Regions from separate parts of the Homo sapiens genome. Here region 2 is linked to region 1. A link is a contact called in ENCODE Hi-C data. All regions are on one chromosome and are shown on one strand. Each heading gives the region's core, a stretch centred on a gene start or an enhancer-like site at or near the end of the contact. The rest is flanking DNA. Distances are from core to core; before and after follow the strand shown.

Evidence for each region. Hi-C counts contacts between places; a loop is a spot of excess contacts on that map. Pooled maps may share reads with other maps.
Region 2: a loop to region 1 is called in a map of CD4-positive, alpha-beta T cell, with 10 times the contacts of the local background. The contact joins the promoter of MAD1L1 here to the promoter of SDK1 in region 1. A Hi-C loop is called at or near these places in 2 of 168 maps with a recorded cell type or tissue (CD4-positive, alpha-beta T cell and CD8-positive, alpha-beta T cell) and 4 of 50 pooled maps.

Annotation. Positions count from the first base shown.
Region 1 is chr7:3,295,494-3,303,354 of GRCh38, reverse strand. SDK1 (sidekick cell adhesion molecule 1) reads right to left here and starts at 2,103. Exons shown (of 45, transcript NM_152744.4): 1 at 1,471-2,103. The coding sequence starts at 1,768. It overlaps SDK1-AS1 (SDK1 antisense RNA 1), which reads left to right. Exons shown (of 3, transcript XR_001744897.3): 1 at 1-1,126. RefSeq lists enhancers at 1,302-1,802, 2,512-3,023, 3,024-3,536 and a silencer at 2,077-2,626.
Region 2 is chr7:2,227,242-2,235,020 of GRCh38, reverse strand. MAD1L1 (mitotic arrest deficient 1 like 1) reads left to right here and starts at 2,076. Exons shown (of 19, transcript NM_001013836.2): 1 at 2,076-2,149; 2 at 4,294-4,472; 3 at 4,878-5,037. The coding sequence starts at 4,888. MRM2 (mitochondrial rRNA methyltransferase 2) reads left to right here. Exons shown (of 3, transcript NM_013393.3): 3 at 1-826. RefSeq lists enhancers at 691-1,223, 1,958-2,087, 1,873-2,167 and silencers at 1,802-2,180, 2,158-2,577.

The DNA.
Region 1 (7,861 bases), core at 854-3,353:
GCAAGTCACTGTTTAAAAAAAGAAAACTTAATAAACACATTATTTTAAAGGTCATCCTAAGTGATTTAGATTTCTTCACTTGAACCTGGTTGCTCTAACAATCTACAGATCCCACTGTACAAAATGACTTAATAAATGCTTTTCTTCCAGAGTAAGTCATTAAGCAAAAAGCACAAATAAGTGAAATGAAAATTTTCCAAGTAATGGAGGAGTTAAATTAACCAGAAATATGGCAATTTGTTTTCATGTAGTAAAACATAAGAGGGAGCATTTATGAAAGCTGGAGGGGGGTGGAGGGGCACAATTTAGATAACGTTACATAAGCATCAATAAAAAAAAGTATGAGTTCGTTGTTAAGCTATTGGATGATAGTTTTGAGCTCAGACCTTTAAAATGTTACAACATTTAAGTCATGTTACTACACATAAATCATCTTCACAGGACACAGAACACAGCTAATTTAAGTTTAATGCTCTCATCTTCGCCAATCTCAGAATATCGAGTTCCTTACCATGATTGTTCGTTAGCTGTATCTTGGAATACAACTAAGTTAATTTTCCTAAAACTACCATCAGCAAAACCAGTTCACTAATGTGTTTTAAAGACGTTACCAAAGGACGTATTAAAATAGTTATTTCTGGGTTGAGGGGGGTGTTTTGGTTTAAAGACCAGCAAACTTCAAAAGAAAACGATGCTAGCTGGCAGGGGTACGTTACGGGTTTTGTCGGGGGCGGGGAGGGGGTGGAGGGAAGCCCAGATTTGGGAAGGAAAGCTCGTTTCACAAGAGATCCCATCTCTCGTTTCAAAAGGTCATTTCCATTCAGCAGATCCTCTTTCCCTATTTCAGAGCTCACCACTGTATTCTAAACAGAAGCCAATAGAGGGAGAAAAACAAAGCCAAGTGCAAAAGCTGTGGGCACTGAAAGTTTTGCTCCACCGGCCGCGCAGCACCCACTTGGGGTCGGGCTTTGGGACTTGGGGGAGTCAGGAGCAGGCGGGGGCTGGGGAGAGGACGAGGCCCTGGGGAGGGGCTGGAAAAGGCTTTTCACAGCGACTGGCACTTGATATTTCCAAGTCTTCTGGATGTCACTCACCGGAAACCAGACCCTGCGGTGCGAAGACTCAGGTACAGACCAGCCCCTTTTTCATCCATGCAATGGGAAGGGGACTCGGGCATCCTTTTAAGGAGCTGAGAAATGGGTCCTCAACTTAAAAATTTTTGTTTGTGCTACTGCGGTATAAAAAAAATAAAACGCAAAGTAGCAGACGGGGTGCAGGCTCTACGGGGCTCCGTTTCCCTCTCCTCCGAGTCTGGCGTGGAGGAGCCCCTGGGCTCCCTAGAGCCCCCAGCAAGGCGCATCCCGACCCGGGCCGGGAAGCGGGGGGACCCCGGACACACTCTCGCTGCTCAAGTTCGCGCCTCCGCGCCCCGAGGCGACGCCCCCGGCCCGCGACCCCGCGCGCACCTACCTTGCGCCAGCGCCCGGAGCAAGTGCAGCTGCAGCGCCAGCAGCGCCCACCAGCCGCGGCGGCCCGGCCCCAACTTTGCCGCCCGCCGCCCGCCGCACCGCCCCGCGCCCGCCGTGTCCCCGCCGGAGGTCTCGGGCGCCGCCCGGGGTCGCGAGGGCTCCGGGCCGGGGCGCGGCGCCAGCGAGGGGCGGGCGCGGCCGGGCGGGGATCCCCGCGGCCGCCCGGGGCCCGCGCGCTCAGGGGGCTCCGCGCCGCCGCCGCCGCCACCGGCCGCCGAGGGCCGGGCGCCCCGGGCCATGCCGAGCAGCCGCCACCCCGAGCGCCGCGCCGGACGGACGGGCGGGCAGGACAGGCGGGACGGCTCCGAGCGGGCGCGGCCACTCCGCGGGAGGCGCGGCGCCCCCCGGCCCGAGGTGAGCGGCCGCCCAGCGCTGAGGGGCGGCGTCCTGGGTCCCCGCGTGAGGGGCGCGGCGCGGGCCGGGGACGAGCCGGGCGAGAAGAAGTTGTCAACGGGGGAAATTCGCGTCCGGCGCTCACGCAGTCCCGAGCCCGCCGCGCTAGCTCCGAGGGGTCCGCCGGGCGCGGAGGAGCCGCCGCCGCCGCCGCCCCCGCCCGGCGCTGAGAAGAAAGTGCGCCCGCCCGCACGTCGCGGTCGCGCTCGCCCTCAGCTGCCGCGGCCGCCGCTCCCCATTCACAGCCCGGCCGCACGCGCCGCCCGCGCCCGCCGCCCGCCGCCCGCCGTTGATTGGCCGAGGGAGGCGGCGCCCGCTCCCAGGGCCCGCCCCCCAGGCCCTCGCTTGTTTTCAAAGTCGCGGCGCCCGCCCGCCTGCAATTTTGTGCCGGCCGCGGCGCCTGGCTCGGGCGGCTTCCCGCGCCGGCTGCGCCCCCTAGGGACCCGTAGTGGGGACTGCAGGCGGCGTCGATTCGGCACGCGCTCCCGTGGCGGGCTCGCGGGCGGGGGTGGTGCATCCTCGCCCGGCCCCGCAGCGGTGCGGGCGCCCGAGTGGGAAGGGCTCAGGTGCAGCAGGACGCGCAGATCGTGCGGCAGCCCAGGGCCGAGGGCGGAATAGGGCGCGCCCCGAGAGGCGCCCGGCTACCACCAGCTAGCTCAGTGCTTGGGGGTGACGCGCCAAGTTACCGTAATTGCAAACACGCGCAATCGGGTTTTTAATTTCTAGCAACCAAAGGCACCACTGGGTGCAAACTCGCCTCCTGTTCAGAGGAGTGGATATGGCATTGTAGAAGCGTCCAAGGTCACTTTTGGCCGGCGCTGGAGGAGGGCGGGGTAGGGAGGGACACATTGCAGGTTTCCCACCGTGGAGTGGGCGAGTCTTGGGGCAGGGTCGGCCAGTGGGAGGGTCTCCCAGGGCGGGACCCGGGAGCCTGTGGGGCTGGGGGTGGGGACGGGCGCCGACGCTCAGCATGTGGTAAGCATTAGCAGAGTTTATGGGGTGAACTAAGCGCACTGGAGGCTGAAAGGCCAGCATTTTTGTGGGAGGAGAGCTGGAGGTGACACGCACTGCCTCTGGAGTTGGCCCGGGAGGAGCCTGGGGACGTGTGATGATGGTCGCATGAGATCATGTAAGAGATGAACGCAGAGGGGCTGGGTGTGAGCCCAGCACGGGGCTGACTCCCCAGGAATCACCTGATGCAGTAGGTTTATTGTCCCAGCCAAGAAAGACCCCGGGCGAGTGGAGAGCAGGTCACAGGGCTGGGGTCTGGGATAGGAGCCAGCTCCTGCTCACAGAGCGCCTATGGTATTTGTCAAATAACTGATTGGTGGCTCAATATTAGCCTCTGTACACGTCCCCTAAGACTTAACAATGACCACGTGAACAAAACAGGGAAACTGAGGTCCAAGTACAGCCGCCGAACAGGAGGTGGTTTCAGAAAGAGGCCTCCCATCTGCCCCCTTTCCACACCATGCTAGGAGGGGCAAAAAAGTTAAAGGAGCCACGGAGTGCCCTGTTCTGAGGATATAGTGAGGGCGCATAGATGGGACGAGCCGGAAGAGGACAGCTCCCCAAGGACATGGGGATGAGACTGGAGGCAGAGAGGCATGTCTGTTTTTATCTTCTGTTGGTAGCAAGGCTGGGTTTCTTCAAACTTGCAAGATTATAATGAGAACCTGCTGGGCGGGGGGAAGCAATACCTCCTGTGCAGTGAGCACTCACTGTAGGCCAGCCCAGGGCAGCAGCAGCAGCAGCTTCACTACCTGCTGTGTGAGAGGTGCTGGCCCTGGTACAGATGGAGAAACTGAGGCATAAAGAAGTGGGCCGGGCGCGGTAGCTCACACCTGTAATCCCAGCACTTTGGGAGGCCGAGGCGGGCGGATCACTTGAGGTCAGTTCAAGACCAGCCTGGCCAACATGGTGAAACCTCGTCTGCAGTTAAAAAAAAAAAAAAGAAAAGAAAAAAGAAAGAAGAAAATGAAGAAGAAAGACAGAAGAAGAAGATGATTAGCCAGGCGTAGTGGCGTGCGCTTGTAGTCCAAGCTACTCGGGAGGCTGAGGCAGGAGAATTGCTTGAACCTGGGAGGTGGAGGTTGCAGTGAGCCGATACCTTGCTACTGCACTCCAGCCTGGGCGACTGAGTGAGACTCTGTCTCAATAAATAAATAAATAAATAAATAAATAAATAAATAAATAAATAAATAAAGGAAGTGAAGTGTTTTGCCCAAGGTCGGGAGCTCACCTCCCTTCCTCTTCACCCCAACCACCTCTGCTTTGCTGGGAGATAGAGGCTGGTGATCCAAGAGTGGAGTCATGGGGCTTTGAGGTCTCACTCAGCTCCGCCCTTTGTAGTTGTGAAATTTGGGCAAATCGCTGACTCCAAGTTCCTGTAAAAAGTTAGGAATAATTCCCATCTCCAGGGTAGTAGACAGAGTGAGATAATTCACACTCAGTAAATGCTGGTTTTCCTTTCCCTCTACTAACGTGGCAATCCTTGTCCCAAACTACCCTTGCTCTCCCCGCCATTTGAGTTTGCTGCACATTTAACCTTTTCCTCTCCAGTATCGATCTATATCCACCACTTTCACGTAGAAACCTGTGCCCATATACCGCTCCAGTCCACATAGGCACGAACATAACTCAAGCAACTTCTTGACTTTAGGACACGTCAAAATTACCCAGAGCCTCTTTTGCCATGACTTATTTTGCAGGTAGCAGAAAGCTTTGTGGAAACTTGCTTGGAAATTGGAAAGCCAAGTTAGTATACACCAGGTTATAAGAGATCAGTGACCAGGCCAAGTGCAGTGGCTCACGCCTTTAATCCCAGCACTTTGGGAGGCCAAGGTGGGTGGATCACTTGAGGTCAGGAGTATGAGACCAGCCTGGCCAACATGATGAAACCCCATCTATAGTTAAAAAATAAATAAATAAATAAATAAATAATTAATTAGCTGGGCGTGGTGACGGGCGCCTGTAATCCCAGCTACTAAGGAGGCTGAGGCAGGAGAATCGCTTGAATCCAGGAGGTAGAGGTTGCAGTGAGCCGAGATCGTGCCACTGCACTCCAGCCTGGGTGACCCAGTGAGTCTCTGTCTCAAAAAAAAAAAAAAAAAAAAAAAAAAAAAAGACAGATCAGTGACCTCACTGTTACTACAGAAGGTCTGGAAACCTCTCCAAGAAATTTTTTTTTCTTCCTATCCCAATATCAGCCTTGAGAAATAAGGTTCTACTCTAATCTCCATTCTACAGTTGGAGAAGCCAAGCCTAGAAAGTTTAATACATGCGAAGCAACCGTGCTAAAGCCAGAACAAGCATCCAGCTCTCCTGAGTCCTGTTCTGAGACTTGTTTTTCCTCGCCCCGACCATGTTGCTTTTCACAGGACCTATTAGGTTACCATTTTGGGGCCTGTGTTTAGACTACAGCTATTCTTTCTCAAACAATAATACAGAGAAACCCCTTTATAATGCTGGGGAGGGGAGACAGCCAGGAGGGGGCTGGAATATTTCTGCCCTTAAGGCCAGTGAATCTCTCAACTTCATTTTGCCCAGCCCTACAAGAGGGCCTCAAGAAGTGAGCATTTTATACCTGCATACTTGCCATTAAAAATTGTAACCATATACGCTAAAGGCCATGAGGTGGAGGGATGTTACTCCATGAAAACTGATTATTATTATTTCCCCTTCTTCTTCTTCTCCTCCTCCTCCTTCTTCCTCTTCCTCCTCCTCCTCTTCTTCCACTTATTCGTCTTCTTCCTCTTCCTCTTCTTCTTCCTCTTCCTCTTCCTCCTCCTCTTCTTCCACTTATTCATCTTCTTCCTCTTCCTCTTCTTCTTCCTCTTCCTCCTCCTCTTCCACTTATTTGTCTTCTTCCTCTTCCTCTTCCTGTTCCTCTCCTTCTCCTTCTTCTTCTCCTTCCCCCAATGAGCCCTGGCCATCTCCTACTTTCCAGAATAAGAAGTTAGAATTTTCCCTGCTTAATTAAAAAGAGAGAAGGAAGAGTTTTCAAAACAGATGATAATTTTCACGTCGTTAGGATGATCCATGAAACCAGCAGTGCTTTCCCTTGTTGTGATTTAAAGCCTGCTGCTCCAGGTATGGCCCGTGGGCCATCTACCTCACCTGGGAGCTTGTTAGACATGCAAAATCTCAAGCCCAGTCCCGGACCTGCTGACTCATACTCTGCATTTTCAAAGATCTCCAAGTGATTCCTGTGTAAATGAAAGTTCGAAAATCACTCATCAATCCCGTTGAGTCTGAGGAATATAATAGAGCCCTCATTCCTCTTTTGCTTCATTCTGTCCTTTCTCCTCCTTTTTCTTATGGGCCATCACATAAAAGAGAACCTTTTTTAAATGATAGAAATATTTTTATTTTAAAAGGACAATTTGCAACTTTCTAGAACATCAGTAGCTTGAACTGTATACCAATTCAAAACCAAAAGCATCTGTATGGCACTGTGAAAAAAAACTAACAAACTGGAGAAAATGTTACTATCTATGTTAGTCAATAAGACTTACAGCTTTTATGAGTCAATAAGAAAAATAGATGAACAAGCCCTATAGAAAAATGAGCAGAGGCTGGGTGTGATGGCTCAGGCCTGTAGTCCCAGCACTTTGGGAGGCCAAGGAGGGAGGATCACTTGAGCCTAGGAGTTTGAGACCAGTCTGGGCAACATAGTGAGACCCTCATCTCTCAAAAAAATATATAAATAAATAAATTATCATGTGTGTGTAGTCCCAGGTACCCTCGAGGCTAAGGTGGGAAGATCACTGGAGCCTGGGAGGTTGCAGTGAGCCATGATTGTGCCACTGCACTCCAGCCAGGCCACAGAGCGAGACTCCATCTCAAAAAACAAAAGACCAAAGAATAGTAACAGGCAGAGAGATATAAAGAGAAAATAAATGAAGAGATGCACCAAGAAATTGATTTTTTTTTTTTCTGAGACAGAGTCTCACCTGTCACCCAGGCTGGAGGGCAGTGGTGTGATCTCGGCTCACTGCAACCTCCTCTGCCTCCCAGGTTCAAGCGATTCACCTGCCTCAGCCTCCTAAGTAGCTGGGATTACAGGCTCATGCCACCATGCCCGGCTAATTTTTGTATTTTTAGCAGAGACGGGGTTTTGCCATGTTGGCCAGGCTGGTCTTGAATCCTGACCTTAAGTGATCCACCTGCCTCAGCCTCCCAAAGTGCTGGGATTACAGGCGTGAGCCACCGCGCCCAGCCAGAAATTGATCTTAACAGTGAAAAATTAAAGCAACGAGGCTTGTAAAAAATGTTTAAGGACTGACTGATAATGGCAAATGTGTGGTAAGACTATGAGGAAATGAGCATTCATTTATTCTTAGTGTAAGTACAAACTAAACAGCTGCCGTGGAGAGAAACCTGCAATCCATAGTTAAAATTTATTTGTTTGTTTTTTGAGACAGAGCTCGCTCTGTCACCCAGGCTGGAGTGCAGTGGTGTGATCTCGGCTCACCCCAACTTCTGCCTCCCAGGCTCAAGCGATTCTCCTGCCTCAGCCTCCCGAGTAGCTCAGATTACAGAGGCGCGCCACCATGCCTGGCTAATTTTTGTATTTTTAGTAGAGATGGGTTTCACCATGTTGGCCAGGCTGGTCACGAACTCCCAACCTCAGGTGATCTACACACCTTGGCCTCCCAAAGTGCTGGGATTACAGGCATGAGCCACTGTGCCCAGCCGGTAGTTAAACTTTAAATATGAATTGTCTTTGATCTATTATACCTCACACATGCAAAAAGACATATGGATAAGGTTGTCCAGTGCAGCATCACTAGTAGCAAAAAAAAAAAAAAAAGTGCAATATGGCATATCCACACAATACATTTCTGGATGACTGTTAAAAGTGCTGATGTAGAAATGTCTGCTATATACAGTTCTGTGTTTTAAAAGTTATGGAGCAAATATATAATCTCATTTAT
Region 2 (7,779 bases), core at 827-3,326, 1.1 Mb after region 1:
AGATGGAGCAGGACAAGTGGGGAGTCTCTCTCTCTCTTTCTCTCTCTCTCTTTTTAACCAAAAAGAGATGACAAAACTAAGTTCAGGGGCCATGGAAAATGAAAAAGTCCGCTATATTGTGATTTGGGAAGAGAAAGTTATCAAGAGAAAGAGGTGAGGATGGAAGGATGGAGAAAAACAGACTGTGGGAAGGATCAGAAGGAATCCGCCGAGGCAGGGATGGGTGTGCCCATGTGTGCCTTGACGGGACTTCATCTTATAGACTGTTAAACTGTCACACACAAACAGGCTTTCCACCCCTGCTCTGAGAGCACCACGCACAGATTTCCAGTTCTTAGTGTGGCTGTTTAAAGTAGAAAATCTGGGGGCTGGGTGAGGCCACTCATGCCTGTAAACCCAGGGCTTTAGAAGGCTGAGGCTGGGGGATTGCTTGAAGTCAGGAGTTCAAGACCAACCTGGGCAACATAGCAACACCCCCCATGTCTACAAAAATGAAAAACCAAAAAGCAAACCAAAAGAAAAATCTGAAATTTCCATCTGGGGATTAACTTCTGTCTTTCTGGTGAACAATATAGCAATTCACGCATTCTTCAAGCAGCAAAAGTTCCCGGAACAATTAGGGAAGACGTATGGTCTGAATTTATCCAGGCAGTGGGTCTGCTTTGGTTTTTGCTGGAAATTTATATCAGTGTCTGGGCTCCCAAGAACATAAATGTAATTGCCAAAGCAAGCAGTGATGTGGTGTGTTTATTTTCTTTTACTCATCTAGGAACTTGACGCAGCTTTATATTTAATAAAATAATAGAGATTGCATTATTTTAAGGTACTTTCATGCTTTGAAGTTTTGTTTTTTTTAAACTGGCTTCCTCAAAGCCATTTCCTGGAGGTGTACTCATCCCTCAAGAAGAGTTTGTTGACTATGATTAAATTCCAAGGACCAGTGGGGGAAGTCTGGAAACCCAGGAATCTCCATCAGGAATCTGGGGCTCTGTCCAGCTCCCCGAAGGAAACTGCGGGTCAGATGTTTTGATTTTTTTTTTTCTTTGAGAAACAGAATCTCACTCTGTCACCCAGGCTGGAGTGCAGTGAAGTGATCTTGGCTCACTGTAAGCTCCACTTCCCGGGTTCACGCCATTCGGCCTCAGCCTCCCGAGTAGCTGGGACTACAGGCGCCCATCACCACGCCCGGCTATTTTTTTTTTTTTTTTTTGTATTTTCAGTAGAGACGGGGTTTCACCGTGTTAGCCAGGATGGTCTCGATCTCCTGACCTCGTGATCCGCCTGCCTCGGCCTCCCAAAGTGCTGGGATTACAGGCGTGAGCCACCGCGCCCGGCCGCCAGATGTTTTGACTTTTCATTTTATTTCTGGTTGCAGTCAGGTTGTTAAGTCCAGGGACTCTTGCCCTACTCCACCTCGTTCTCTTATTCCATTTCATTCCCGGGGCACACAACTTGGAAGTCTTTCTCTGAAAGAAGGAAAATTCATTGCAGACCCTTAGGAACAGCATCTTCTTAGAGGGAAGCCAGGGGCTGGGCAGAGACGGGAGGAGGAGAGGAAGAGAATATGGAAACGAGTAAGGCACACTCTTCTCAGGAAGGCTCCAATTTGAAGGATAGACAAAGGTTACCATAATAATGGTGGGGCCTGACCTCACCCCATTGGATGCTGTGCCCTGGCTTGCAGAGCACTGGGAAGGTAGCCTAGTAGCATAAATTGCATTTCTAGTGGGCCCAGAAAAAAGCAAAATAACGGATTGATTCAAGCTGATACTGAGTAGCAAAATTTTGGGAAGAGTCAACGGTGCAAGTTTGTCCGAGGAGGCTGCCGTGGGCGCGGCTATTCCACACATTACGGCGCGAGGCGAAAGCCTTAGTGGAAGCGCGTCCTGCGCAAAGCCGGGGGGCCCCCGACTGCGCCTTGGCTCAGCCTTCGGTTCCGAGTCCTTTCCGTGCGGAGTCTCCCAGGGGTGGCGGCTCCGGGTGCGGACGCGGAGTCCCCAGGATCAGCCGGTGCGCAGACTCGGTTCTTTACGGCCCGATTGCCACGCAGGTCTCGCGAGAGCGCAGGCGCAAGTGTCGCGATAAATGGGCGCCGGCGGAGCGGAGGGAGATCCGAGCGGCGGCGGCAAGCTGGCTGCGAGCGGCTGAGGTAAGCGGCCCGGCTCGCGCGGGCGGCGGGGTCCCGGGGTCCCGGGGGTCCCGGGAATGGCAAGGGAGGGGCCGAGGGCCCGGACCGGGTGTGCTCGCCAGGGTGGGGCACAACGACCCAGACCCCGTGCCTCAGGACCCCGCGCCCGCCCCGTCTCCCATGGGCGCGCTCTCCTCTCTGTGCTCTCCCCTCCTCTCCCCACTCCCCTGTCCCCACTCCCCCTTTGGGCTGTGCTGGGGACAGCGGGCCCCTCGCCTGGGTCTCCGCAGCCGTCCCTTGTGCCAGGGCGGGCGGCCGAGGGGCGCGTGCTCGTGGTCCCAGCCCCGGGGTCCCGCTGCCTACCGTGTGGGTCCCCGGGCTAGGGTGCCGGCGCGCCGAGGAAGGGGCCTGAGCTGGCGCCTGGTGGAGAAGTCGGGGCTGCAGGGGCTCTTGGCATCCTGGTGGCTCGCGCCGGTCCGCTCTCAGGAAGGGGGCGTGTGGGCCCGGTTTCCCCTCGGGGATGGCAAGGGCCACCCTGATCTCGTTTGGGCAATGGAGGAATTGGGCTGTGGAGCCTCCTTCCAGGCGGGCCTGCCTCTGCGGGGCTGGCAGCCTGGGGAGCTCAGGCCTCTGCTTGCACCAGGCCAAGGTTCTTGTTAAATGGAAACTCAGAAACTGTGCAGCTGCAGAAGTTCTACCTTTGGCTTTTAAACGCGCTTGGCTGTTCCCTAGTTGTGGCTGGTGGGCCGGCCTGCCATGAGCCCATAGTAAGCGCCGGTGTTGGGGGTGCAAAGTTCTTTACTGCGGTTTGTCTTCAGCCTTCCAAAGCCAGACAGACCCAAGTTCCAATCTCCGTTCTGTAACTTTTTGAAGCTTCGGTTTCATCATCTCTAGAATCTGTGTAAAAAGACCTAATTCACCACCCTGTTGAGACTGAGCTTACAAATATAGTGCTGGTCAACCTGCAGCCGTATTCCCATCATCTAGCGGTGGAAGACTTGAGGGATATTGGCCCCGTTCCCCACAACTTTGCAAGTAGATTTCACTGTCATGAGTTTACAGATGAGGAAACTGAAGTTCAAGAAGTCTCGGTGCTCGGAAATGTCAGATACCTTTCTTTCTGATACCTAGTTGAAAATAGTAGTAGTACTTATTAATGTCACTAGAAATAAACAATGAAAATGAGCACAGCTGTGATGATCATCATCTTTACTGTCACTGTTGCATGCCTCGTTTCTGATTCCCAGAGGCCAGATTTTTTTTTTAATTAATTATTATTATTTTTTGAAACGGAGTCTTGCTCTGGCACCCAGGCTGGAATGCAGTGGCGCGATCTCAGTTCACTGCAACCTCCATCTCCTGGGTTCAAGAAAATCTCCTGTCCCAGCCTCCGGAGTAGCTGGGATTACAGGTGCACGCCACCACATCTGGCTTTAGTAGAGATGGGGTTTCACCATGTTGGCCAGGCTGGTCTCGAACTCCTGACCTGTGGTGATCTGCCCATCTTGGCCTCACAAAGTGCTGGGATTACAGGCATGAGCAACAGTGCCTGGCTTATGTTTATTTATTTATTTATTCATTCATTTATTTATTTTGAGACACTGTCTCACCCCGTTACCCAGGCTGGAGTGCAGTGGTGCGGTCTCAGGTCACTGCAACCTCTGCCTCCCAGTTTCAAGCGATTCTTGTGCCACAGCCTCCTGAGTAGCTGGGATTACAGGCGCACACCACCACACCCGGCTAGTTTTTGTATTTTATTAGAGGTGGGGTTTTGCCATGTTGGCCATTCTGGTCTTGAACTCCGGACCTGCCTCCGCCTCCCGAAGTGCTGGGATTAGAGGCGTGAACCACCCTGCCTGGGCAAGAGGCCAGACTTTGCTGTGAGTGCTCCTGGTAGGTAGTTTCAGGCATCAACTGACTGGATTCAGGAATTCCTAGAAACCTGGGAAAGCATCATTTTTGGTTTTGGGTGTGCCTGTTGAGGGTGTTTCCAGAGGAGATGAGCTTGGGAGTCTGAGTGGACCAGGTGCTGAAGATCCATCCTCAGAGTCAGGGGCAGTATCTAAGAGCCTGGGGGCCTGGAGAGGACAAAAACAGAGAAAAGGCGAATGTGTCCATCTGCCTGCAGGAGCTGGGATACACTCTTCCTCTCCTCTCCTCAACAGCAGCACTCCAAGCTCGCCGGCCTTTGGTCTCCAGGACTTGTCCCAGCAGCCCCTCGAACTGAGAATTACACCATCGGACCCCTGGCTCTGAGGCCTTCAGACTTGGACTGTGTCACACTGCCAGGCTTCCAGGGCTCCAACTTGCAGACGGCCTGTTGTGGGACAGTCTCTGTAATCGCGTGAGTCAGTTTCCCCAATAAAGCCCTTCTCTTGTGTCTGTCTCTGTGTCCTGTTGGCTCTGTGTCTCTGGAGAACCCTCTTACAGTGCAGTTGGGGGACGTGCCACCTGAGTGCTGAGCCCCGCCTCCCGGGCGCCAGCTGTCCATCTGTCCATGTGCAACTGAGACTCAATTGGTGGCTTGCTGGTGGGGATTTGGTGGCATGCTTCCTTGCTTCCATTTTTTGTCTGGTAAATTGGCAGCATGGCTCCCAGTTGCCATTGAAGAATGTGGTTACAGGCATGGGTGTATTATGAGCTCCAATGTGCGTTAGGGGAGTGGGGCTGTCCAGAGGCTCTGCTGACTGCACGGCTGATGGCACGTGGAAAGGCTGCCCCTGACCAGTCCTTTGTCTGTCCCCGGAAGGAAAGCAACCATGGAAGACCTGGGGGAAAACACCATGGTTTTATCCACCCTGAGATCTTTGAACAACTTCATCTCTCAGCGTGTGGAGGGAGGCTCTGGACTGGATATTTCTACCTCGGCCCCAGGTTCTCTGCAGATGCAGTACCAGCAGAGCATGCAGGTGAGTGGCATGTGCCTGGGTGGGAGTCTGCTCTGGGGAGACCCTGGGCCCGGGCAGGACCTCTTCCAGTCTTCTGTAGTTGAGGTGGGTCGGTATTAGCAGAGCCTAGAGACAGCTATTCGTCTCCCAGGTCTCACTATGGGCACTCCTCATTTTGGGGTCGTAGCTGGAGGCTAGTTGGGGCCCTGAGCCATCCTGGCTTAAAGGCCTGCCTTGTTAGCGCCCTGAGTGGGCCTGGCGCTCAGCATTGCGTTCACACAAGTGCACTCACAGACCCTGGTGACAGGATCGGAAAGCCAGTTCATTCATCTAATTGAGGACAGAACCCAAACTGCCTGGGGGAGTGAGCACCAGGACTGTCGGGAAGGCTGTGTTGGAAACACAGTGCTGAGAGTGCCTGGGCAGCCCAGAGACAAAGCCACAGCAGTGAGCAGAAGGACTGGGTGTTTTGTGGTCTCAGACTGTGGAGGGCCATTTACAGATTTTGGGGTGATTTTTACAGTTTTCTTCTATAAAATAGTTGTATTTTGTTTCATTACAAGTTCTTGGGGTTTCTCACTGTAGACACAACTGCAGAGGATTCAGGCCTCCTGAAGGACTTCAGGCTCCAAAGAGTGATGAGCCCAGTCCCAGTTGGGGCTGCGATAATGGGGCCCCCAAGTTGTAGGGAGTGGTGGGGAGTGGAGTGCTGGCTAGTAGTGTCTCCAGCCTTGCCTGGGCCCTGTGGCTGCGCAGGCTCCTCTAGGCTCCTCTGCCTGGACCCTCTTTCCCAGTCCCTGCTGCGGTCCCCAGAGCCGTTCTGTAGTTCTGTCCGCATTAGAGGAGGCTCTGGCTTCCTGCGCTCTCAGAGCCCAGATGAGGCCCTGCTGCATTTGGTTAAACTGTGTGTGCGTGTGCATTTGTTTTGTTGCATAATTGAATTAATGTGTGTTTATTAGAATGCTAGCTTGTGGCCAGATGTGGTGGCTCAGGCCTGTAATCCCAGCACTTTGGGAGGCTGAGGTGGGCGGATCATGAGGTCAGGAGATCAAGATCATCCTGGCTAACACGGTGAAACCCTGTCTCTACTAAAAATACAAAAAATTAGCTGGGCGTGGCACCTGTAGTCCCAGCTACTCGGGAGGCTGGAGCAGGAGAATGGTGTGAACCCGGGAGTCAGAGCTTGCAGTGAGCTGAGATTGCGCCACCGCACTCCAGCCTGGGTGACAGAGTGAGACCCTGTCTCAAAAAAAAAAAAAGAATGCTAGTTGCTAGCTTGCTCACTGCCCTTTCTTGATGAGGACTGTTTTTTATTCTGAGATTAGGTCATATATATATATATGTGTGTGTGTATATATATAATATTTATGTAAATGTTCTTTTGTGAAATTATGAAGGTAATAGATGGTAGTTGTTTTTTATCACTGACAAAATGAGAAGTGGCCAACTCTGAGCTGGTTGCAGTGGCTCATGCCTATAACCCCAGCACTTTGGGAGGCTGAGGTGGCTGGATCACTTGAGGTCAGGAATTTGAGACCAGCCTGACCAACATGGTAAGACCTCATCTCTACTAAAAATACAAAAATTAGGCGGGTGTGGGCACCTGTAATCCCACCTACTCGGGAGGCTGAGGCAGGAGAATCGCTTGAACCTGGGAGGCGGAGGTTGCAGTGAGCCATCGCGCCACTGCACTCCAGCCCGGGTGACAGAGTTGGCAACTCTGGTCTGAAATGCTGTGATTTTAGTGTTGCGAATGTCTGGGACCTCTTGGCCTGTCTGTCAAAGCTGTGGGATTCTAGAGTCTGTCTTGGGGCTCGGAGGCCCCCAGTGCTCACTGGTAAAGGCCTCTCGGTGAGGGGATCAGTGATGGAGTGCGGTAGTCAGAGCAAGGTGGTGAGCGGAGTGATGGCGGCAAGACCAGCCTTGGTCCCTGGCCCCTGTCACATCCCATTCCTGGACTTCGTCGTGGTTCTCTCTCTCCTGCTGAGCCCCCGGCGTGGCAGGGAGGGCCTGGAGAACATGGCAGGCCGGGGGAATGTGTGCTGTCTGGTTTCTCACACATCGTGTTGATTTAACGTAAGGGTAAACTTTCAGGGTTCCTTTCTTTCCGTTGTAGTCAGCTCCAGGCAGAGGTGGCACACGGATCAGGTGTGTCTGGGACTCCTGGTCCCTGCCGGTCGTGCCCCCTGCAGGCGGGGTGCCCACCCTTCTCGAGAGGCTCAGGCTTGACTGCAGACACAGAAGTGAGACCAGGAAGGCTGCTGAGTTTGAAGGGCAGTCTTAGGAACGCCCAAACAGCAGCAGCTGAGAATCGAGACACAGTAACATAGGAGTAAAGGAAGTGTGGGCTTGGGCCACCAGAGAACACAGGTGGGAGGACAGAGAAACTTCCCTCCCCTGTCCCAGGCTTTCCTGGCCTTGGCACGCTTGGCATTTGGGCTGGGTAATTCTTTTTTCTCAGGACTTTCTTGTGCATTGTGGGCTGTTTAACAACTTCCCTGGCCTCTACCCCCTGGACGCCAGCCAGCAGCAGACACATGTGACCACCCCCCTGTGACAATCAGGTGTCTCCAGACAGGGCCAGATGTTCCCAGGGGCAAAACTGGACCCCACTGGGAACCACCACTCTACTCTGGTGCTTCTCAACCTTTCATGTGCATGTGAACGCCCTGAGAATGTGTCTAAAAAGAAGTTTCTTTTTTTCTTTTGGAGATAGGGTCTTACTCTGTCATCCAGGCTGGAGTGCAGTGGTACAATGTTGGC